3 separate regions of the Homo sapiens genome follow, and all the other regions are linked to region 2. The links are chromatin loops, found by intact Hi-C in ENCODE. Cell type or tissue: PC-3. All regions are shown on one strand. Each heading gives the region's core, and the rest is flanking DNA. Links, peaks and the distances in the headings are about the cores only. Region 1 holds the start of LYPLAL1-AS1 (LYPLAL1 antisense RNA 1). Region 2 overlaps LOC107984018 (a long non-coding RNA gene). Region 3 has its middle 140 kb from the start of LYPLAL1.

Region 1 (7,146 bases), core at 986-5,985, 130 kb after region 2:
AAGGAACTTGTCCCATTATGGGAAACCCAACCACAAACCAAAAAAATCACCCTTCTCATTCAATTTGGTAGCCATATATTCTTCAGGGAATCTCAGGATAAGAAAGATATAATAGTATATCAAGGCAAATATACAATACAATATTTCCAAGTAATGCCCTTGGTAATAGAGGTGAGTTTGATTTCTACATAATCATATTTTTACATAATGTAATGTGAGTGCTTTGTACTTAGCCAGCTCTGGGTTTGGGACCCAGTTTTGGCATTAATATGTAATATTGGCAAGGTGACACCGAACAAGTTACCCAATCTCTCTGAGACAGCTTCCTTATCTGTAAAATGAGGATAATTATAGTTCCCGTACCATAGACTTGTTGTTGGGATTAAACATGTTAAAGATACAAAACAATTAAAGCAGTGTCTGGCACATAGTAATCACTCAATAAATGCTGGCTTTACATTAACGGTCCCAGACCTTCCTTCTGTTGTATCTTGATTTCCTATGGTCATCATTAGCTCTGGCATCACTTAAAGGAGACAATGAATGTATTTCTGAGGAAGAGATCATCTCAGAACAGTCAGGCAAATGGAGAAATGCTGACCAAGGACCAGAGAACCCACTTGCTTACATTGGAGATGAAGAAAGTCTTATTATTCTGGGGAGCTAAAGGGAGATGGAGAAAGTAGGTGTATAATTATAATATTTCTAATAAGAAATATATTTGGTCTTTGTCTCCAGTTTCTGGTGCAAAGCTCTTAAAACCCTTGGAATTTCCTGAGTGATAGGAGTGTCTTTGTTATTCACAACATCACAGGGACAATAGCTCCTGTACTCACGATTCTTCTGGACCTCAGCCTATGTACCTTTTCATTTGGTTCATCCATATCCTTTATAATACTCTTTACAATGAGCTGGTAAATATAAGTAAATGTTTTCCTGAGTTTTGTGTGCCATTCTAGCAAATTAGCAAACCAAGGAAAGGGTTATGAGAATCCCTGATTAAGACCTCAAGATCAGTCAGAAGTACAAGTGATCCAGACTTGCAATTGGCATCTAAAGTGAACGGGGGCAGTCTTGTGGGGCTGAGCCCTTAACCTGTGAGGTCTGTGCTAACTCCACATAATGAGAGTTAGTATTGAATTGAGTTGTAGGACACATGGTTGGTGTCCAGGGACTTGAATTGCTTGGTATGGAAAAAAAAAAAAAACACACATTTGGTGTCAGAATTGTTGTGAACAGAGTAACAGTTTTCCCAGAATAGGGCATGATGTTTTTGTTTCCTATATTCATTTCTGGCCCTCTTACAAGTCTGTAAACAGATTCCAGTGATATGTTTTCCAACAGGGAAAGCAATGGGGTGAACCAGAGCATTGAGAGAAAATTGCCTGCAATCTCCACCACACTCCCACCTGCCACCAAATAACACAGCTAAGGGGTCTAAGCTCTGCTAAAAATGACAGGTGTGTAGTCAACCTCTGTGTAAGTTCTGTTTCCTTGGAAGGGCCTTTCTAAGAACAGAGGTAGACTCTAAGTTGTTTTTTTGTTTGTTTGTCTTGTTTGTTTTTTGCTTAATGGAAAACCAGGCTGTCAACAGATTTTGAGACCAATACTTCTAAGTTAGAATGGTTAACCAAATCATCAAGGGAGAAATCTAGAAAAAATACTGGAGTCTCGTTCTAAGCATGAGCTTTTGACACAAATAGATGTGGCTTTAAATCTTAAAACATGCTGCCATTTATGAGCTTTAGGATCTTGAGCATGTTAGTTAATTTATTCTAGCCTCTTTTCCCATCTAGGGTGACCATTCCTTCCACTTTTCCTGGTACAGTACAAGCTATACCTGTTGTCCCTTGATAATTAATAAAAGTTGCCTTATCATTCTGAAAGGGCCCCAGTTTGGATAATAAATGTTATGGCTACATCCATTCTTCTGTAAAATGGAAATAATAAGCACCTCCCAGGGTGGTTATGAAAGCTAACCATAATCTATATTAGTAACTACTATAATGCCTTGCACATAGAAAGTGCTCAGTGAAAACTAGTTCTCCTTTACCTGTTCACACCAGATCTATACTGTCCAGTACAGTAGCCATTAGCCTCACATTGCTACTGAGGAATGTGCTATAAATGCAAAAAATGCACAAGATTTTGAAGATTTAGTACAACAAAAGAAGATTAAATATCTCATTAATAATTTTATATTAATTACATGTCCAAATGATATTATTTTGGATATACTGTATTAAGTTAAACAAAATTTATTGTTAAAATTAATTACAACTGTTTATTTTTACTTTTTTTGGCATGACTTCTTAAAAAAACCCTGGATCACAGCTCCAGATGTTCTGTTTATGTAACTGCTAACCCCCTAACCTCATCCACCATCACCACCTCACTCTTAGCTTCCCCCTGCCCAGGAATTCTTCCTTCTAAAACTCAATGCAAGAATCAAGTACTCTTTCATCATATTTACCAACATGTTCTTACTTTATTTTCTGGATTTTGGGAGGTAAAAGGGCAGTCAACTAGGGGGCAAAATAAAATCAACCTTGATCATGGCTCTCACGAATGGTTTTTCCTTAGGGATAGAAGCATTGACCTTGAATACATTAGGAAAGCTGAAGAATCTGGGTCAACATTGGAAAATGTCCATATTAACAAAGAAAAAGGAGCTTGGTTTGCCAGAAAAGATATTGCAATCTCTCCCTCGATCAGATTTGCTAATTCTTGTGAATGCTTGTGAAACACCTCGGGTCTCAAATCCAAATCACATGAAGAACTAGGCCCTTGAGCACATCATTGGTGCTGTCTCTTTGACAAAAAGCATTTTTAGTTGATGGAAAATCACCAACTTTCACCCCTAAAAACATCTGTGAAGAGCAGAAAACAGCCTGACTCTTATAGATGTCCCTGACAGGTGAGTTGAAAAGACATAGAGAACAAACTATAGAGAAAATTTACTCCAAAACAATTATTTAATTCTATCATGCCCATGTCACACTGATACAGCTGGTTAAAAAACACAAATGTTCAATTTAAAAAAATAGCAAGTTAGACTTAAGAAAAAATTTGATCAAATAGCGTACTTAAAATATTTTCAGATATGTAATATTTTAAAAATGTTTTTGTTGGGAAGAACCCATTGGCTGGGGTGGTTGTCCTGGCATCACATGTAGACACCTGTCAATTCTGTCATAGAGGTAAAAGAGAAGCTGGTTTCTTAGCACAACCAAAAATGAGCTTTAGTTAATGTACTGAATTTTTCACAGTTCAACCAGTTGTTTTAGCACTGCACAGACACAAATGTGTACATTACTCCCCAGAAGAGCACCGTGTCCCCTGACAGTCTTATAGCTTAGAAGGAGGGAAATAGACAATATGAGGAGTACGTGTTGGATAAATCTAATATCTAATGTATTCCATGAGATGGTTTGCGTCTGAGCTCCACCACCTCTCATCAGTTAACTCTCGCATTCACTCACCCCACAATCAAATAATTCCCTTCTAATTCTCTTCTTTGATAGCAAGCCAACCCTGGGAGAAACAATGGTTTGGAACAATAGCACCTGAGGTGGAAGAAAACACAGTGGGCCTCTCACTTTCGCTCTCTAACCACAACAATTGAAAGAGACTATGGCCTGAAAAATCTATCTGCTCCTAAATGGTACCCAGATGGAAATCACAGCTGCTGTCATGTACCACCTGTACCTACGCCCATCCATCTTCAGAACACGCCTGGGGCAGAGGAGAGAAATCGAGTTGACAGAGCAGTTAAAGAGCCTCTCTTTTCTCCTGCATACTTTTCCTTTTATCTTTTTCTCTTCAGTTTCAGAGCTTCTTGTTCTCACCTTCATGCTGTGGCAATGCTGACAAAAGAAAACTGCAGCCTCTGAGAACCAGTGGTGAGTAATAGCCCCAGGCTCTGAATACCTAATGTCTATTGTATGTTGAGGGGAGGGAGAGCCAAAGGGAGGAGAGGAATTTGGTCAAATAGCCTGTGTAGAAACAGGACCTTTCGGTGACAATCCTAAATGCATCCAGAGAGTATCTGAGTTTTGATACCTCTCCTCTAATTAAATCCAAGGATCTAATATGCATGGCCTTTAGGAATGCGTTGTTCAAACAGATTTGATTCCTGCCCAGAGGCTTTTTAAGCCACTGACCACTTTGAACCTAATTAGAAAAAGCAGAGGACACTGGAGACGTTTAATAAAAGGAATCGAATTGCTGCTTCATCTTCATGACCTGGGATTTATAAGGGAATTTCACTGGCTTTGTAGCAATGTAAAATAAATAGACATTAGATGATGACAGGGAAAACAAAATTGCTGCCAAAGCTAAAAAGAGCTTGGCAAAAGAAGAAAGAACTACTACATAGTTGGTCATTATTTACTGTACAAACCTTTTCATAAAGCAGAGAAGAGAGATACATAGGAATAATGGGCCCTTGCTAAAAGATGAAAAGGGCTTTCTATAGCTTACATTATCCCCTGACGAAGGCACTGACGTGTCCCAGTTGTTACACAATCTTATTGTTCTATTCAGCCATTCAGAAAGCTGAATGAACAGCCCTGCTCTGAAACTTTTAAAGGCTGAAATCAACAGGCCACTCATTTCCAAGGAAAAGAATAAAATTGTAACGGATGGAAATAACTAATTAATTTGTTAATCTTTGCAGACTGCCACGGTCCATTGCATATGCTCTAACCAGTTAATTAGTCTTTAGCCTGTAATTCTAAAATGTAAATAAGTGCAGTTACCTAACCCACCAGCTCCTAACAAAAATATCCAACTATTCATTATTTAATTTAAAAGGAAGAAGGCTTTGCTTTTCATTGGTGGTGGTGTTCCTGAGATGTTAACTAAACACCGTGACCTAAGTTTAATTTCATCACACCTTACTGAAATGGTTTTATTCTAAAGTATATGCCCCTCTCCCCACTCCAGAAAGCTAAAATCATGAGGCTTAACTAAAGTCAGATCTATCCAATCCAACAGGAGATTATTTTTAGATGTTAATGAAGGAAAGGGTTTTTGTAAACTGTAAAGTGCTGGTAGCTATAAACCACTATAACTGTAAACTTGAACAAAAGTACATTATTTATTGATGTTAATTAATAGTCTATTATTCTATTAGATTGCATTTCAGTCACTAAAATCATTAGTAGACTCATTCAGCCTTTCAAATGTGTGTGAGAGGTAGGAAGGAGATCGGTGGGATAGGGCAGAAAGTGGAAGCAAATGCGTTCCTATGGCATTTGAGAAACACGGAAGAAAGTCCTAAAATGTATCCAAGAGAATCACAGCAAGGGACTCCTCTAGCGAAGAAGAGGACATTGATCCCATGAGCTGTACTGGTATCTTTTATAGTATCCAAAGCAGAGCAAATCCCCAATTAATTAGGGTGGTCAGAAAATGGTGGGTTCTTATTATTTCCCCTCTAAAGCACTGTGGGGCCCTATAAAGACTGAGTACCCAACTGGCCCTGCATCTTTGTGATCACAGGGCCTTGAGCAAGATACTCATCCTCTCAAAATGTCTTTGTTTGTTTTTGAATGTTTATAAGAGACTATCTGAAATTGGATAATTTATAAGAAACAAAATTTATGTCTTACAGTTCTGGAGACTGAGACATCCAAGGTTGGCGGGGGGCACATCTGGTGAGAGAGAGCCTTCTTGCTGGTGGGGACTCTGAAGTGCCCCACAGGGTATCCCATGGAGAGGGAGCTGAGGGTGCTCCCATGTGCCCACTTAGCACTCTCTTCCTCTTCTTATAAGCCACCAGTTCCCTTCCCATGATAACTCATTAATCCATTAACCCATTAATTGAAGAATGGATTAATCCATCCATGAAGGCCAAGCCCTCATAACCAATCACCTCGTAAAGGCCCACCTCTCAATACTGCCACATTGGGGATTAAGTTTCAACATGAGTTTTGGAGAGGACATTCAAACCACAGTACTAAGCCAATGCTTCTTCCTCTACAGGGAAACTGGGAAACTGACACTTCCTGCCTTATATTGTTGCAGTTGCAAAGATCAAATACCAAGGTTATGGGAAGATGTTTTGAAGCCCCATATAAATATGTAATTTAATTTATTCCAATAAAGACTCATTGCACAGGCTGGGCACAATGGCTCACACCTCTCATTTCAGCTCTTTGGGAGGTCAAGGTGGGCCGATTGCTTGAGCCCAGGAGTTCGCGACCAGCCTGGGCAATATGATGAAACCCCATTTCTACAAAAAAAATACAAAAATTAGCTGGGTGTGGAGGTGTGCATGCTTGTAGTCCCAGCTACTTGAGAGGCTGAGTGGGAGATCGCTTGAGCTTGAGAGGCAGGGATTGCAGTGAGCCGAGATTATGCCACTGCACTCCAGCCTGGGCGACAGAGCAAGACCATGTGTCAAAAACAAACCAACCAACAAACAAACAAAGACTCATTGCACATATAAGCAATAGATCAACCATTTTCAAAGAGCATAACCAAAAAAAAAATCCAACACTACACAAATCTTGAATATAATTTAACCTTTCTTCGAAAGTTTAGAAAGTATTTCAAGATGAGGCAATGCTTTTCTCTAACATTAACATGAGCATCGATTACAGAAATGTTCCACTGAATTACATGGCAAAATTAAAATTCTGATGATTTTATGTACATGGTTGCTTGAAATATGAGCTATCAGTAGCTACTATATCCCATTAGGCCTTTCAAGTTCACATCATAAGTTGTATAAGAGATAGGACACCTCCATTGAAAACATCAGTCGACTTAGACGATTTCTGTCAGATATTATTGATTCAGCAATATAAGAATGCGACGATGTAGTCCCAGCTACTGGGGAGGCTGAGGCAGGAGAATGGCGTGAACCTGGGAGGCAGAGCTTGCAGTGAGCCTGGGAGACGGAGCTTGCAGTGAGCCGAGATCGCGCCACTGCACTCCAGCCTGGGTGACAGAGCAAGACTTCGTCTCAAAAAAAAAAAAAAAAAAAAGTCAACGAAAGGACATGGGTTTGGAGAGTAACCAGAGATGCTGCCAATTAAAGATACCCCTTACTCAAGACACTTTATTTCTCTCTGTTGGAACATTGTCATAATATACTGTCATCTACTAAAAAATTACTGTAATAAATATAAAAATCTT
Region 2 (7,146 bases), core at 1,160-6,159:
CATCATCAGAGTCCCTGTGCCAGCGATCAGGAGAGAGTTCTCAGGACTATGATGGGTGAGTAGTCAGCCACACCAGAGCCAGGCAATCATCTCTCAATGAAAATTCTGGCCTTGATACCTCCTCTTCCTGATTATTGAGAAAAAGGAATGCTGATGATTTGGCTTGTGCTCTTCAGAGATCAGAGTTGGTGCATGCTCTGGTTCCTCTTTGGGTTTCTGAGCCCTAGCCCAACACACACACACACACACACACACACACACACACACACACACACACAGAGAGAGAGAGAGAGAGACAAATGTGCTTTAGCTTCCACATCATTAGCTTACACATTATTAGCTGGACCAAGGGGATGTTTATGGCTGTTTCCCCTCTGAGGCTGGGCGGTGTTCTCTCCTGTTATGTCCTGACTGTGGGGGTAGGGGGTCCAGCCTCTGCACAGGTGTCCCAGGACATCACCAACAATAGCAGATTAAGGCAGATACAGGTAAACAACCTGGAGTATCTTGGCTTCATTGTATAATTAAGGCGCCTCTGGAAGGAAATATGTGTACAGCTAGCTTCCCAAAGTCTAAAAGTGGTAGTCAGAGTTCTTAATTTCTATGCTAAATCCTCATGAGCACTACCTGGTAGGCCTGAAGCTGGTGCCAAAACCACAGGGACCAGGTCCCCTTGCTTGGGAAAGGGAACAACTATCTTCACTTCTTCCTGATTCTTTATTATCTACAGAACTTGGGCAAAGTTCACAGAGGAGTAACTTTCAGCAGGGAAAGAACCATAGATCTTGGCAGGAAGACTTGGGGCAAAGCCCCTGAGGAAAGGAATTGACTTGTGAACTCCAAGAACAGCCATGCCAAGTAATAGATGAAAGTCACTCACAGTGTTAAATATTAATTTGTTACCCCAAAGGCTTCAGAAAAGTCTTGTTGAAATTCAGAAAATTCAGAATTACAGTATTCAAGATTTAATTTCACCAAATAAAAGGTTTGAGGGGATACTGCTGTGTGAGCCAAGGTTATAATTTAAATATTAACCCGAATAATTTGCACTCTATTTTGATTGCATCCTCTACCTTTTCATAATCCTAAGAAAAGATCATCGTTGTATTGCAATATCAAGAATATTCTCAGTTACCATATGCTTGTAAACTAGTGGTGGAAGCTGTCCTTGGAAAGTAGAAATCACCCACTCATTCCCCTTAATTTTGTAGTCAAACGTTTAGTTCAGAGCAGCTCATACACTGATGGTTTTGCAAATCCCATGAGCAGCGTACACATAGCCTAATTTTTTTTTTCTCCAGTGACTTGTTTTATAATTTGGTAATGCTGCCATTGTATGAGTGGATTTGTCATTTGTAATAAAATTGCTGACCACCTGCAAGATAAATATTGAAGTATCATGGAAAAACACATTTCAGGAGAAACAAAGGCATAATAATTAGAACCACTTATTTTTTCTTACTATGGCATCTTTTAAAATTTTTTTCTAACTACCCCATTACTATAAATTCTGGCTTTCTAAGCTTCAGGGATTACTTTTAAAGGTGAATTTCATATAAGTAGATGTAGCATGCTCTTTCAAAACAGTAATTTAAGTCCATTCTGAAATTTTTATTCTTACATCTTAGTTCTTTTAATTTGGAAATATATCAGTTATTTCTAAATGGAGTCTACTTTAAGCAAATACTCCTGGGAAATCTGAACCAGTTGTGAAATTTGGATTTTTAAATAAAAATTCAAGTGAGAAGTAAACAATTTGCTTGAGATTTGACATGGCCAATAAACCAGAAATGCCTCCCAGTATGACCTGAAATATTTCACAACTTTGGTGAACTGAGTGTAACCTTTTAATAATGATTTTGACATAAAGAGTTAGGCCCAATTTATTAACTAGTTGGGACATCTAATCAATCCAGCTACAGAACTGTCAGAGTTAAGTGACATAAATACAAAATGAATTTTTAGCTATCCAATCCAGTGGCCCATCATGTTTTTCAGGGTAAAAGTCATTGACTTCACTATAGGAAAACCAGATCATGAGAGAACAACATGAAGACCCTATCTGAGAACCCTGGAGGGTCAGCCGAAGTTGCATTCATAGCCAATTCTACCATTTACAAGCACCTGAGGAGGCTATTCAACTTCCTCAAATCTCAGATAGATTATTCACAAGGTTGTTGAGTTTAAGATATTTTTACTGTTGAAAGTGAGCAATGCTTATGCTGTGTTCATCATATTAATTACATAATATTCTGCTGATAAAACTCAAATTTGAGCACTGATTCCAAAGATGTTTGTTCATCCTCAAAGCCATTGAAAAACATCTAGAGATTCTATTATCCTACAAGATATATAAGTAGTGCCATGAGATGGATGTGTGACAAAACAGAAGATGAGGAGGAATAAAAGGAGAAGGAGGATAGCAGGAGGGTGAGGGGAGCTTCAGGATGAGCTAGTTTCTCGGAAAAAAAGGTAGATTTAGAGAGTGACTAAAAATAATTAAATAAAGAATATTGAAAGAATTGGAAAACCTTACGAAGTTAAAGGATTACTTTAACGTTTTTTAGGTGGTTACTCTTTGTTATTATTCATCAAGCAATCATTCGCATTTTGTGTATTTCTCTTTCACCAACAAAAATTTGATTGTGCCCTTTCAGGATGACAGAGGAGTTTATAACACTGTCCTTCCAAAAGTGGTCAGTCACTCTAAGCTTTGAAGTTAACACAACCTACGCTGGTTGATCTCTTAAGAAACACCACATACCATTTTTTCCCAAGGTTTCCATTTGGAAAATAGTTATTAGTACCATGGTGAACAGGAGTTAGAAGATGTTTTCTGTAAAAGGGCAATTAGTAAATTGTTAAGATTTCTGAAACTTTGTTGGAATTACTTAATTCTGTCATTGTAGTGCAATAGCAACCACAGATCATGTATAAATGAATGGAAATAACTGTGTTCCAATAAAACTTTATCTACATAAACAGGTTGCAGGCTGGATTTGGCTTTTGGGTCATAATTAACCAGCCCCTGATCTACAGAACCAGGAACTTTGTATTTTTCCTTCACATCAGCTTCCTTCCTGAAAGATAGGACTTCCCAAGGGTGGCAGAGGAGGGTATTAAAACAAATGCCATGCACAGAGCAGGAGAGAGAGATTATGGCAGGACAAAGGGTACATAGCATCATTTATATCACCTATACTCTTTGTCCAGAAGAAAATACCCTGATGATAAGATATACAGAAAAATATAGTAGCTGTGAAAATAGCTTGAGCCCAACCATTATGCAGGAATAAAAAAAAGAGTACATCTTAAAATAATTAATAATGGGAGAGCAAAAACTGAAAGCCAGGATCAACTTAAAATAATATTCAAGAGGCATAAATAACTATTTTGCTTCTGGATAAAATCGTTGGTTGGATGCTTGGGGAGCAGGCTTTTAACTATCTGTGTGTGTGAAAAGACAGCAGAAACTTGATCTTGCTACTCAGACTTCTTAGGATATGGAGTTACAGACCTATGAAAATTCTAGTAACATAAATGTTGCTGTATGTGTACCAAATATTAGTCATCTTTGGTCATTCACTTACTCAGTTGGTAATGGTTTGTTCTTAGTCATTATAAAAATGAAAATCCATGAGCTTGCACATCCCTCCTTCCCACAAGAACCCATGACGGAGCATGCAATTGTTCATCATTCACGAAGCAGGAAAACCCCTGACCATACTTTGAGAAACAGCAGTCTAAATTTTTCCCACCTTGATGTTTTTGCTCACAGAGTTCATTTTGCCTAGAACACCCCTCTCTACTCACTCATCCTCTCTTCACACCTTACTTCTAGCAGCCACATGTACAACACATCATTACTCAGGGCTGAGGAAAACCTTTCTTCTTCATACAGTGTTCTTGGACTTTCTGGCTTTCTGCTCTTACCAACTGGAAGTAATCTACTGGCCGATATCTCCACCCAAAATGTCCATAGACATTTTGGTCTTCAGCCCATCATGTCCCAGTGTTAGTGACATTCAACTCTGTGTTATGGTTATGTGTCTGTGCTTTCCTAATAAGCTCCTTGAAGAGGGTGAATGTGTTTCGTTTTGCTATGGTGATTCACTGGGCTTTGAGCAGTAGATTGAACACAGGCAAATACCAAGTACATAAATGAATTTTTGAGTGAGATATATAAAACCCTAATAACCTATTACATCCAGGTTCTATGTCATTTTCCAAACACTAAGACTGAATTCTAATTGTCCAATGAGACAACTTCATTGCATTGTATATTTACTTGTTTACTAGGTATACATTAATGATAGTCACTTTTATACAATTATATGGAGTTTATGGAGAGATTATTTGAATATTCTTTAATTAGAACCTCACAATAACCCTGAAAGGATATCAAAGCATGTTACAAATGAAAATCTGAAGCTCAGAGAGTTTTAGCAGCATCACTCAGACACTATACTTAGTAAGTGGTAGAAAATAAATGTGAGGTGTTATGGAAAATAGAAATATTTTCCGTCTTTTTCTCTCTCCCTTCTGGATCCTTAGAGGTTTTATAAAGGTTTAAAGTAGAAGACAAATAAATCTCATCCAAGGCAATCTCTTGTAAAGTATATACCATTCTTTATTATGTACTATATTATAAATGCAGTGTATAGTATATATCACTATACACTATAGTATATAATTTACTGTATATGATATATATTATAATATACTATATTATAAAATATACTATTAGGCACATTTATACAGAAAATAATTAAGATCACTGTATATTGAACTAGATTTACTAGAAAAAATTGCATAGAGAAAAAAGTTCATTTCTGAAAATTTGTGAGGGAAGGTAGACTTACGTAAAAGAATTTCAATCCAGTTAATTCTGGCTTAAAGACTCATCTAATTAAATAAAACTATAAACTTAGCATTGACACTCTAGGTTAATCAGGACATCATTCTAGGAGAAAGTCAAATATATTAGGCTCTGATATGACACTTTCTAAAATCAAATTTCAAATGGCTTAAAGTAATCTAAATTTGGTCAAGAAAGTAGTCATTCAATATCTGAGACTCCTTGTGAGCTCAAGTTGGAGGACTGAAAACCACATCACATTAGCTATGTAGCTGCCAGATCAATTGTTCACAATCATAACTGGGTATATTTTGTGCCCTGGACCATTTCAGATGGATGGAACCGGGCATGGAACAACAACGAGATTGTCAGAGGATAGTGAAGAATCAGAGGAGGACATCTTCCCTCATTTCTCCATCCAGAAATAACACATGTCCTGATGACATCCTCATACCAACATCATCATCCCTCCATTCATTGCAGCAGAGGCCACCACACTGCTTCTCCATCTCATCACGGCCCTTTCTTCCTGCTTTGTCCAGCAGGACCACCTCTCCCCTTAGTTGGGACTGACATTTAGGGAGAAAGATAACTAAAGGCAGTAGGTTTTAGGATATGACTTGGACACATTCGAGATTTGCTTTTTACCCCTATGGCAAAGTTACTTTGACCTCTCTATCCCTGTTTTTTCTTATATATAAGAGAAGAATAAAAATATAGCTAACATGTATTGAGGACTTGTTGTGGGTATTCTTATAAGCACTCAAAATATATTAACTAACTTAATCCGTACAGTAATTGTTACTATTTGTCTTAACCGTTCAAACTACAATAACAAAATGTCATAGACTGGGTAGTTTATCAACAATATAAATTTATTTCTCATTGTTCTGATGGCTGGGAAGTCCAAAACAAAGGCACTGATAGACTCTAGTGAGGGCTTGTTTCCTGGTTCATAAAGGGCATTTTCTCACTGTGTTCACAGGGTGCAAGGGGCAAGGGGCTCCTTTCAGGCCTCCCATTTATAAGGAGTCCACTTTCATGACTTAATCACCTCTCAAGGCTCTACCTCTAATAACATCACCTTGGGAATGAGGATTTCAACATATGAATTTGGGGGAGACATAAACACTCGGACCATAGCACCATTAGTATCCCATGTTACAGATGAGGCACAGGCTTAGTGATTTGCCCAAGTTCACAGCTAATTAGTGGCAGAGCTTTGATTCAAAATATAAGCAGTAAGGTGCCAGATCCTGATTCTTCACTTCTATCCTCTACTGGCTCTAACTATAAAGTTAACATAGTTTAAAATCATATATTTTTCTGTGTGATTGTTAGTGTAACATCCAGCTCCCTTGATAGACTTAAGCCACCGAAATTTGTTAATCCTCAATTGCCTCACTTGTAGAACAGGGACAATAATAGTAGCATCAACCTCACTGAGTTGTTTTCAAGCTTCAAGGAGAAATTACATGTAAAGAATTTAGTATAGGACCTGGCCATAGGGAATGCTGCATTCAAAGTGGCTCATGAAATTTGTACTTTTAGTGATCAAATGCATTTATTATCCTATAGTTAATTCTGCTACCATTCTGGTCATACCATACAAAGATACCATATTCTATCTAAGTATGTCATTACGCTTGAGCTATATGGTGGATTGCCTAAATTCAGGTAGCCTACAAAGAGAAAAAAAAAGTTTTTAACTCAGACAAGTAATATGTTTACCATTTCAGGAAAGTTCTGTAGCTCTTGAGATCTGCTTCCATTGTTGAAGAGTTTTTCTCCTCGCTGTTGTTCTAAAGAACCAACTAAAAATTGTTTTCCTAGTTATGTGCAGGTGTAAGATCCACACGGTAGAGACTTCACAAGAAGCTTTCAGGGCTCAGCATGGGAAAATGAACTTAACATAACTGACAACTGAGTCTTATAAATGAGTGTGTATACGTTTGGTTTGGGCCATGGGTAATTTGGGCTTGTTTGCAGAGAAGCTGAGACAAAAGGTGAAACCTAAGATGACCATTCATATACATCTAAGCTTCTGACAAAACTACCTGGTGAATCTGTCCTAAAGGAAAATTAGAAAAGGATTCTGCCATCTAACAGTTTATGTCATTAGTGGTTTTTTTAATGTTCTTCTCACTTTGTCCTCTCAGTGTTATTGGCTTTCAATTCTGTTCCTCAGAAATGTACTATTTACATTAGAGAAGTTTCATAGGAAAAAAAATTGTATGACTGAGATTTTGCTTCTGTGGTAGGTGTTTTTAAAGTACTAGCTGTTGCCA
Region 3 (7,146 bases), core at 875-5,874, 110 kb before region 2:
CTAGTAGGCAGAAGGGATTTGCCTTGTCTCTGATGAGACTTTGGACTGTGGACTTTTGGGTCAATGCTGAAATGAGTTAAGACTTTGGGGGACTGTTGGGAAGGCATAATTGGTTTTGAAATGTGAGGACATGAGATTTGGTGGGGCTGGGGCTGAATGATATGCTTTGTCTCTGTGTCCCCACCCATATCTCATCTTGAACTGTACTCCCATAATTCCCATGTGTTGTGGGAGGAACCCGGGGGAGAAAATTTGAATCATGGAGGAGGTGTCCCCCATACTCTTCTCGTGGTTGTGAATAAATCTCATGAGATCTGATGATTTCATCAGGGGTTTCTGCTTTTGCATCTTCCTCATTTTCTGTCGCCTTCACCATGTAAGAAATGCCTTTTGCCTTCTGCCATGATTCTGAGGCCTCCCCAGCCATGTGGAACTGTAAGTTCAATTAAACCTCTTTTTCTTCCCAGTCTCAGGTATGTCTTTATCAGCAGCATGAAAATGGACTAATACAATATTCATCTCAAGACACAGGACTTATATCTTAGCTTGTTAGAACCCAGTTACTACCATGTGTTGTCATGTCAGTGACTAGAAGTCACAGAAACCAAAATGGTAAGTGAGTTGGAATCCCAGTCTTAGTTTTGATCTACTTAAGTTGCCCTCATTGACACTGAACTGGTTACATTTCTTATTTAATGAAGATAAAATTTAGCATTTAAAAGGTAGTGATAGTGTGCTCTCTGGGAAATAATATTATTAGGGGTTGGAAGATCTGAGACTGAGCCTCAGCTTTGCTATTTACTGATGGAGTGAACACTCCAAGTCTGTTACCTCATCTATAAACCAAAGTGAGATTATAACACTCCTCCCTGTGTTGTTGAGAAGATCAAAGTGACACACACTGAAAGGGAGGGAATGTTTTTGACTGTTTTCAAGGTACAAAAACATTGTACCTATTTATGGGGGTGATGAATAATAAATCCAATAGTTTTTACTCCCTCATTTTCTCACATGCAGTCAGCCCTGCCTGCTCCCTATCTGAGGTCCCCATGGCTTTCCAAGAACCTGGGAACCTTAACTCACAAGAGCCCAGATTGGAATTTGTGGGTTTGAATAGCTGATTTGAGTTGGAAGACATGCCATAAGCAAGCACTCAAGTGTCCTGAAAGCAGGAACAAACAGATCAAAAGATCAAGGCCTGTGAGTAAAATAAACAAAATGGGAACGCTTTGAGGATGGTTGGAGCCTGCCCTTATCTCACTTTGTCTAAGCTTGGACTTCAAAGCACATTTTGTGACTCAGATCAACTAAAAGCAAAGGCCATGCTATGAATTATAGAGTAGGGGGGAAATGAAATAATGGCAGTCTTGAGAAAAAAGTGAAGTGAAATAAAATTTGTCTTCATGATTTTCATTTTTTCATGAGTGTATATCCCTTACCCCTATGGGAAAAACGAACAATACATGTAGGAAACTGGTTAAGAAAATGGATTTTGCTGCCAGAAAATCCTGAATTAGCATCTCAGTTCAACTACATGTTCTCTATCTTCTCTTGGAAAATTTAACTCTTAGTAGCCTCCAATTCCTTGGTAAAGTGAAAATAGTTCCACTGTCTAAGGATTGCTGAGAAGTAAGAAAAGTGTTGATGAAGGTGAAGCATTTAGCACAGTTCCTGGCTCATAGGGAGAGAGATTAAATATTCACTTTCATTGTCTTTGGCTTATCCATTCTATCATTTTGGTTTATCCATTCTACATTACCCACCCTGTAGTCTTATTCATCATATAAAATTATTGCAGAAAATGTTTTTTCCTTAGTTATCTAGTCTAAGAGTTTTTTTTTTTTTTCTTTCTCCCTGAGTCTGGACATGGAGTTTGTGCTTAACCACAACCTTTATCTTTCAGTCATGGAATGGAAAATAGGAAGTGAGAAATGCAATATATGTTCTTGAAGTTTAAAAATTGTGAGATGCAGCAATATCACCTGAAAAATGGTGAAGTGTGAACATGCATGGACTGTGTTGGATGCTGTAATCTACAGATTCCTGATTAGCAATCAATCTACTTTTCTGGAATGACATTTGTCAGCAGTATGAACATATTTGCTTGGAACTATGGAACAAATATTCTTGGTAGGAACAATATCAGCATTATTCCCCCCATACCAACACCAATCCCAATCTTTGATGTCATTTACACGTTGGCTTGCCTTCCCTTCTATGTTGTAGGTGTTTTTTTTTTTTTTAAGGTGGACACCATGTCTTTTTCATCTTTCTATCATTCTCTTTTCACAACCTAGCATGGTGTTTTGGATATAGTAGTTCCCTAATACAGATTTTAAACAAGATAAAAGGCTTAAATACATTTAATCTTTCTCATAGTTAAAGAAATGCATCATGATTATACCACCAGGACATCAGATATTAATGGTGAGAATTTGAATATACGCATAATCCAACAAACATTTCTTAAGCACTGATTTTGTACCTGGTGCTGTGCATTTTTTCTTTTCTATATTTCATGTAACTTTCTATTAAAATAGTGTTGGCTAAATACATAGAATGCTTTTAATAACAGGTTTCCTGCTGCTAACCAATAAAAATTTTTCACCAATAATATTTTGAATTCTATACATTAAAAATATATATTGTGTGATCCAGGAAACCCGTTGGAAGGTTACAGTGGAATCTTCTTATTTTTGTTTGAATTACTCTAATCATTCTGCTTTCTGAGCACTTGCCAAGCTGCTGTAAAAGGAAGAAGCTTGTGATGTGAAAGGAAAGAGGAAGAATGAATGCTGGTGCATTGGACAGTTTGGGAAAGGTGCTTTCCCAAGTTTGGTGCCTTGGGAAGTTGAGGAGAAGGACATATTGCAGGAGGAAGGAGGGCACTGGACTTCTGAGGAGAGCTGGGCAAGTGAGGGCTGCAGAGAGGTGGGAGAGGGTCAGGGGCTGTAGAGGAATGAGTGAGAGGACAGCTTGGATAAACTTCACTTTGAAATTTTGCCAGGGACCTCAAGTATTCCTTTCCCTGTTTCTTTAGATCAAGCACACCCTTTGTCCTAGGCTCTTTGTGCCTCCTTTCCTCCTCTCCCTCAAAACAAAACCAAAACACACATATCACATCATTTTTGGAGTTGAGGAGGTCTCAGTGAAGGCTGTGTCCAATGAGCAGCTGCATGAGGATACAGGCAGACCCCTGGGGAAACCACGCCAGGGAGCCCTTGGGGCTGGGAGTGCCCAGTAGAACCTGAGTATGGGAGAAAGATTTTCTTGGGGCACAGTTCATCGGCACAGCTTCAAGAGTACTATCATGAAAGAGAAGGCAACTAGGGGCTCTCTACCTCTTTCTTCTAAAGCATTTTTGTGGGCACCTTGTCTGTTTTTTCAGTGCTCCTCGGGATTTTTGTCCCAAATCTAACAACAGTCAAAGCATATGACTTCAGGTGGTATTGGGCTGAATTTGTACCTGAAGGCGATAGGCTGCGTTAGAGAAGGTAGCAGTTCCTCTTCTCCTGGTCTATTGGTGGGCCCTCCAGAGATGTAGAGAGGAAGCACTGAAGTGACAGCTTACTAACCAGAAGTCTTATCACTGTGACTACAACTACCGATAATAGTCCTTACAATGATTATGAATGATGATACTAATAATACAGTCACACTTCAATGATTCCTGTCTTCTAACATCTCTTTTTCTGTTTAGTATTATAGGTTATAGTATTGTAGGTTATTGTGACTATGCCTTATCTTGCCTGCCTATCTGTAAGTTTTTGGAAGGCAGATCTCGTTGTTCTGTCTCTTCATGTTTATAATCCTTTATATCATCCAGTGTAGAGCCATGTGCTGTGACCCTTGGGAAATGATAACATAGAACAAGTCATAAGTGAAAGAATGTGGGCTCTGGACAAGTGGAAAGGAGTTCACTGTCTACCGCCACTACTGAGTTGTGAGTCACCAACAACAAACTACTTAACGTCAGTGTACCATTTAGGATTATATTGGGTTTGTCTTAAACAAATAGTTTTATTTTTCTCATGTGACAAAAGCCACCTTTAAGGTTATAGCTTTTATCCTCATGTTGGTGACTTTGCACTCACAAGACAGCTGCTCCTCTTTCAGCAGCATACCCAAATTCCAGCAAGAAGGGGAAAGGCTGTGTGAAAATTTATTCAAAAATAAATTTTTATAGCATCTTACGTTTTCAGAGAGTTTTCTTTTTAAAAAAACTTTTTTTTTTTTTGAGATAGAGTTTCACTCTGTCACCCAGGCTGGAGTACAGTGATGAGAGGCATGATCTTGGCTCACTGCAACCTCCACATACTTCCGGGTTCATGTGATTCTCCTGCCTCAGCCTCCCAGATAGCTGGGATTACAGATGCCCACCACCACACTCAGTTAATTTTTGTACTTTTAGTAGAGACAGGGTTTCACCATGTTGGCCAGGCTGGTCTCCAACTCCTGACCTCAAGGGATCCACCCACCTCGGCCTCCCAAAGTGCTGGGATTACAGGCATGAGCCACCCACCCGGCCTTTAAACTTTTATTTTAGGTTCATGTGCAAGTCTGTTACATAGGTAAATTGAGTGTCACAGGGGTTTGATGTACAGATTATTTTGTTACCCAAATAATAAGCATAGTACCTGATAGATAGTTCTTTTTATCTTCACACTCTTTTCACCCTCCACCCTCAAGTGGGCCCCAGTGTCTGTTGTTCCCTTCTTTGTGTCCATATGCACTCCGTGTTTAGCTCCCACTTATAAGTGAGAACATGCAGTATTTTGTTTTCTGTTCTGGTGTCAGTTTTCTTAGGATAACAGCCTCCAGCTCCAACCATGTTGCTTCAAAGGGCATGACGTCATTATTTTTATGACTGCATAATATTCCATTGTGCATATGTACCACATTTTTAAATCAAATCTACCATCATTGGGCATTTAGGCTGATTCCATGTCTTTACTATTGTGAATAATGCTGTGATGAATATACATGTGCATGTCTTTATTGTAGAACAATTTATATTCCTTTGGGCATATACCCAATAATGGGATTGCTGTATCAAATGGTAATTCTGTTTTAACCTCTTTGAGAAATCACCAAACTGCTTTCCGCAATGGTTGACAGAGAGTTTTTATTTTTTTTCTTTTTCTTTTTTTCTTTTTTGAGATGGAGTTTCGCTCTGTCGCCCAGGCTGGAGTGCAGTGGCGCAATCTCGGCTAGCTGCAAGCTCCGCCTCCCGGGTTCAGGCTGTTCTCCTGCCTCAGCCTCCCTAATAGCTGGGCCTACAGGCGACCACCACCGCGCCCAGCTAATTTTTCGTATTTTTAGTAGAGACGGGGTTTCACCGTGGTCTCGATCTCCTGACTTCGTGATCCACCCACCTCGGCCTCCCAAAGTGCAGGGATTACAGGCATGAGCCACTGCGCCTGGCTGACAGAGAGTTTTTAAATACACTGTTTCATTTGATAATATATTGTGAATCTTGAGCTAGCATGTCTTTATTGATCCATTAACGCAAAGATTTTGACTCAGTAGGCCTGAGATGAGGTCTTAGAATCTTCGTTTTAACAAATACCACAGGTGATTCTGATGCAAGTGACTCAATGAAAATTCTTTGGAAAACAGTGTCTTAAAAGAAGCATCTGAATAATAGAATAATAACTATATGTTTGATATTTGTGTGTGTACATGTTGGGATGGATGTTTGTGTGTGTGTGTGTGAGTATGGGTGTGTATGTTTTGAGGAGGGGTTGATTCTGTAAGCTTTACTGTTGGTAACATAACCAGATCTTAGCATAAATGAGAAATATAATAGATATTTTAAGTATTATTGGGAATCTCAAATTTAGATTAAAACTGAAATCTTTGCCTTTAAAAAGCGTGATATGTTATTATAGAAATAGTACCTTGTAAGAATCGTTAAGACGATGTGCAAAAGCAAATACAAGAAATTAATGTAACATCATCAGGATTCATATAAATTTTGATAAGTCAAAAATTTTTATGAAATTTAGGACTTTTGACTGATTAGGCAATTTACAGTTGGCAAAAGCTGTACTTGAGTCAATCTTCGCCTAGAAAATTTGACTTCCTGTTTCTAAGAAAAAAAAACTCCTCATAAAAAGCTCTCATAAAACAACTCCCAAGGCTTCTTGCACATCAAATAGCTCTTACAGAAACAAATTTTGATGAGGTAAGTGTAAGGAATTTAGTAACATATGGATTAAATTTCCCTTAAAATAGACATCATTTTAAAATTAGGAGGAAAAAAAGTTCTTGGTAAAATATGAAAATGTGTTTTGGTTTTCCTTGAACCCCAAACACAATTTGAAAAATAGTTCAAGATGTTCACCAACCCACCTCCAATACAACTGGTTTCACCCATCTTTAGTTCCAGGATATGAACTGTTGGGAGTTCTGGTGATTATAAATACTACAAAAATATCAGCAGATACTGGCAAAATTTCAGAGACAAATAAGGAAACAGCAAAACTTTAGAAATAAGTACATTTAAAAGTTAGGGTGTTTTTCTTCAAAAACTTAGGGATGGGCAGTCCATCCCCTAAAAGCTAATGGAATAATTTAAATTCTTTATTGTATTTCAGAAGACAATGTGGATAGCTAAATATTTCAAGAAAACTTCTCATTATAATTAAATGGAAAAAAAATGCCCCATGGCAAGAAAAAATTTGGTGAAAAGCTACATGTACGTATAAGGACAAACCTATCTCAAAGATCCAATAATATTAATATTATTTTATAGAAGCAGATACGCTTACAGGTTTTGATCATGACTATTTAGCTCAGTTGATGAAGGCTGGTATTAGCAAAATTAAGATCATGGTGTTTATCATCAAAGATTATTGAATTTTGTTAAATGTTTTTTCTGCATCAATTAAAATTACCATTTCTACATCCTCTTCATTCTGTTAATGTGGTATATTACATTGATTGACTTTTTTAAGTTGAACCATCCTTGCATTCTAGGAATAAGTCTCATTTTGTCATAGTGTATAATACTTTTAATATGCTGTTGAATTTGGTTTGCTAATATTTTGTTAAAGATTTTCATATCAATGTTCAAAAGGATTATTGATTTGTAGTTTTCTTGTAGTGTCTTGTCTGGATTTAGTATCAGGGCAATGCTGTCTT

What was found. Hi-C counts contacts between places; a loop is a spot of excess contacts. Peaks named below come from ENCODE experiments on the same cell type or tissue, not always from the same donor. Only the 100,000 strongest peaks of a DNase experiment are listed, where the experiment ranks them.
Region 1: it touches region 2 in a loop (5-fold over the local background); 3 of 110 quality-filtered maps call a loop at or near these places.
Region 3: it touches region 2 in a loop (4-fold over the local background); 6 of 110 quality-filtered maps call a loop at or near these places.

The regions. Positions count from the first base shown.
Region 1 is chr1:219,551,576-219,558,721 of GRCh38, forward strand. It overlaps LYPLAL1-AS1 (LYPLAL1 antisense RNA 1), which reads right to left and starts at 5,749. Exons shown (of 4, transcript NR_135822.1): 1 at 5,616-5,749. It overlaps LOC124904514 (a long non-coding RNA gene), which reads left to right and starts at 3,825. Exons shown (of 2, transcript XR_007066882.1): 1 at 3,825-3,902; 2 at 5,618-6,132. RefSeq lists an enhancer at 3,439-4,138. In PC-3, for the core only: no CTCF peak of the experiment used is centred there; DNase peaks (open chromatin) are centred at 3,926 and 4,486; H3K4me3 peaks cover 947 bases; H3K27ac peaks cover 2,480 bases.
Region 2 is chr1:219,419,318-219,426,463 of GRCh38, forward strand. All of the region lies in intron 1 of LOC107984018 (a long non-coding RNA gene), which reads right to left. It also overlaps a transcript of LYPLAL1 not described here. Among named protein-coding and RNA genes, the nearest start is that of LYPLAL1-AS1, 130 kb to the right of the region's middle. In PC-3, for the core only: no CTCF peak of the experiment used is centred there; a DNase peak (open chromatin) is centred at 3,624; H3K4me3 peaks cover 491 bases; H3K27ac peaks cover 1,978 bases.
Region 3 is chr1:219,309,306-219,316,451 of GRCh38, forward strand. It overlaps a transcript of LYPLAL1 not described here. Among named protein-coding and RNA genes, the nearest start is that of LYPLAL1, 140 kb to the left of the region's middle. In PC-3, for the core only: no CTCF peak of the experiment used is centred there; a DNase peak (open chromatin) is centred at 3,916; H3K27ac peaks cover 1,797 bases.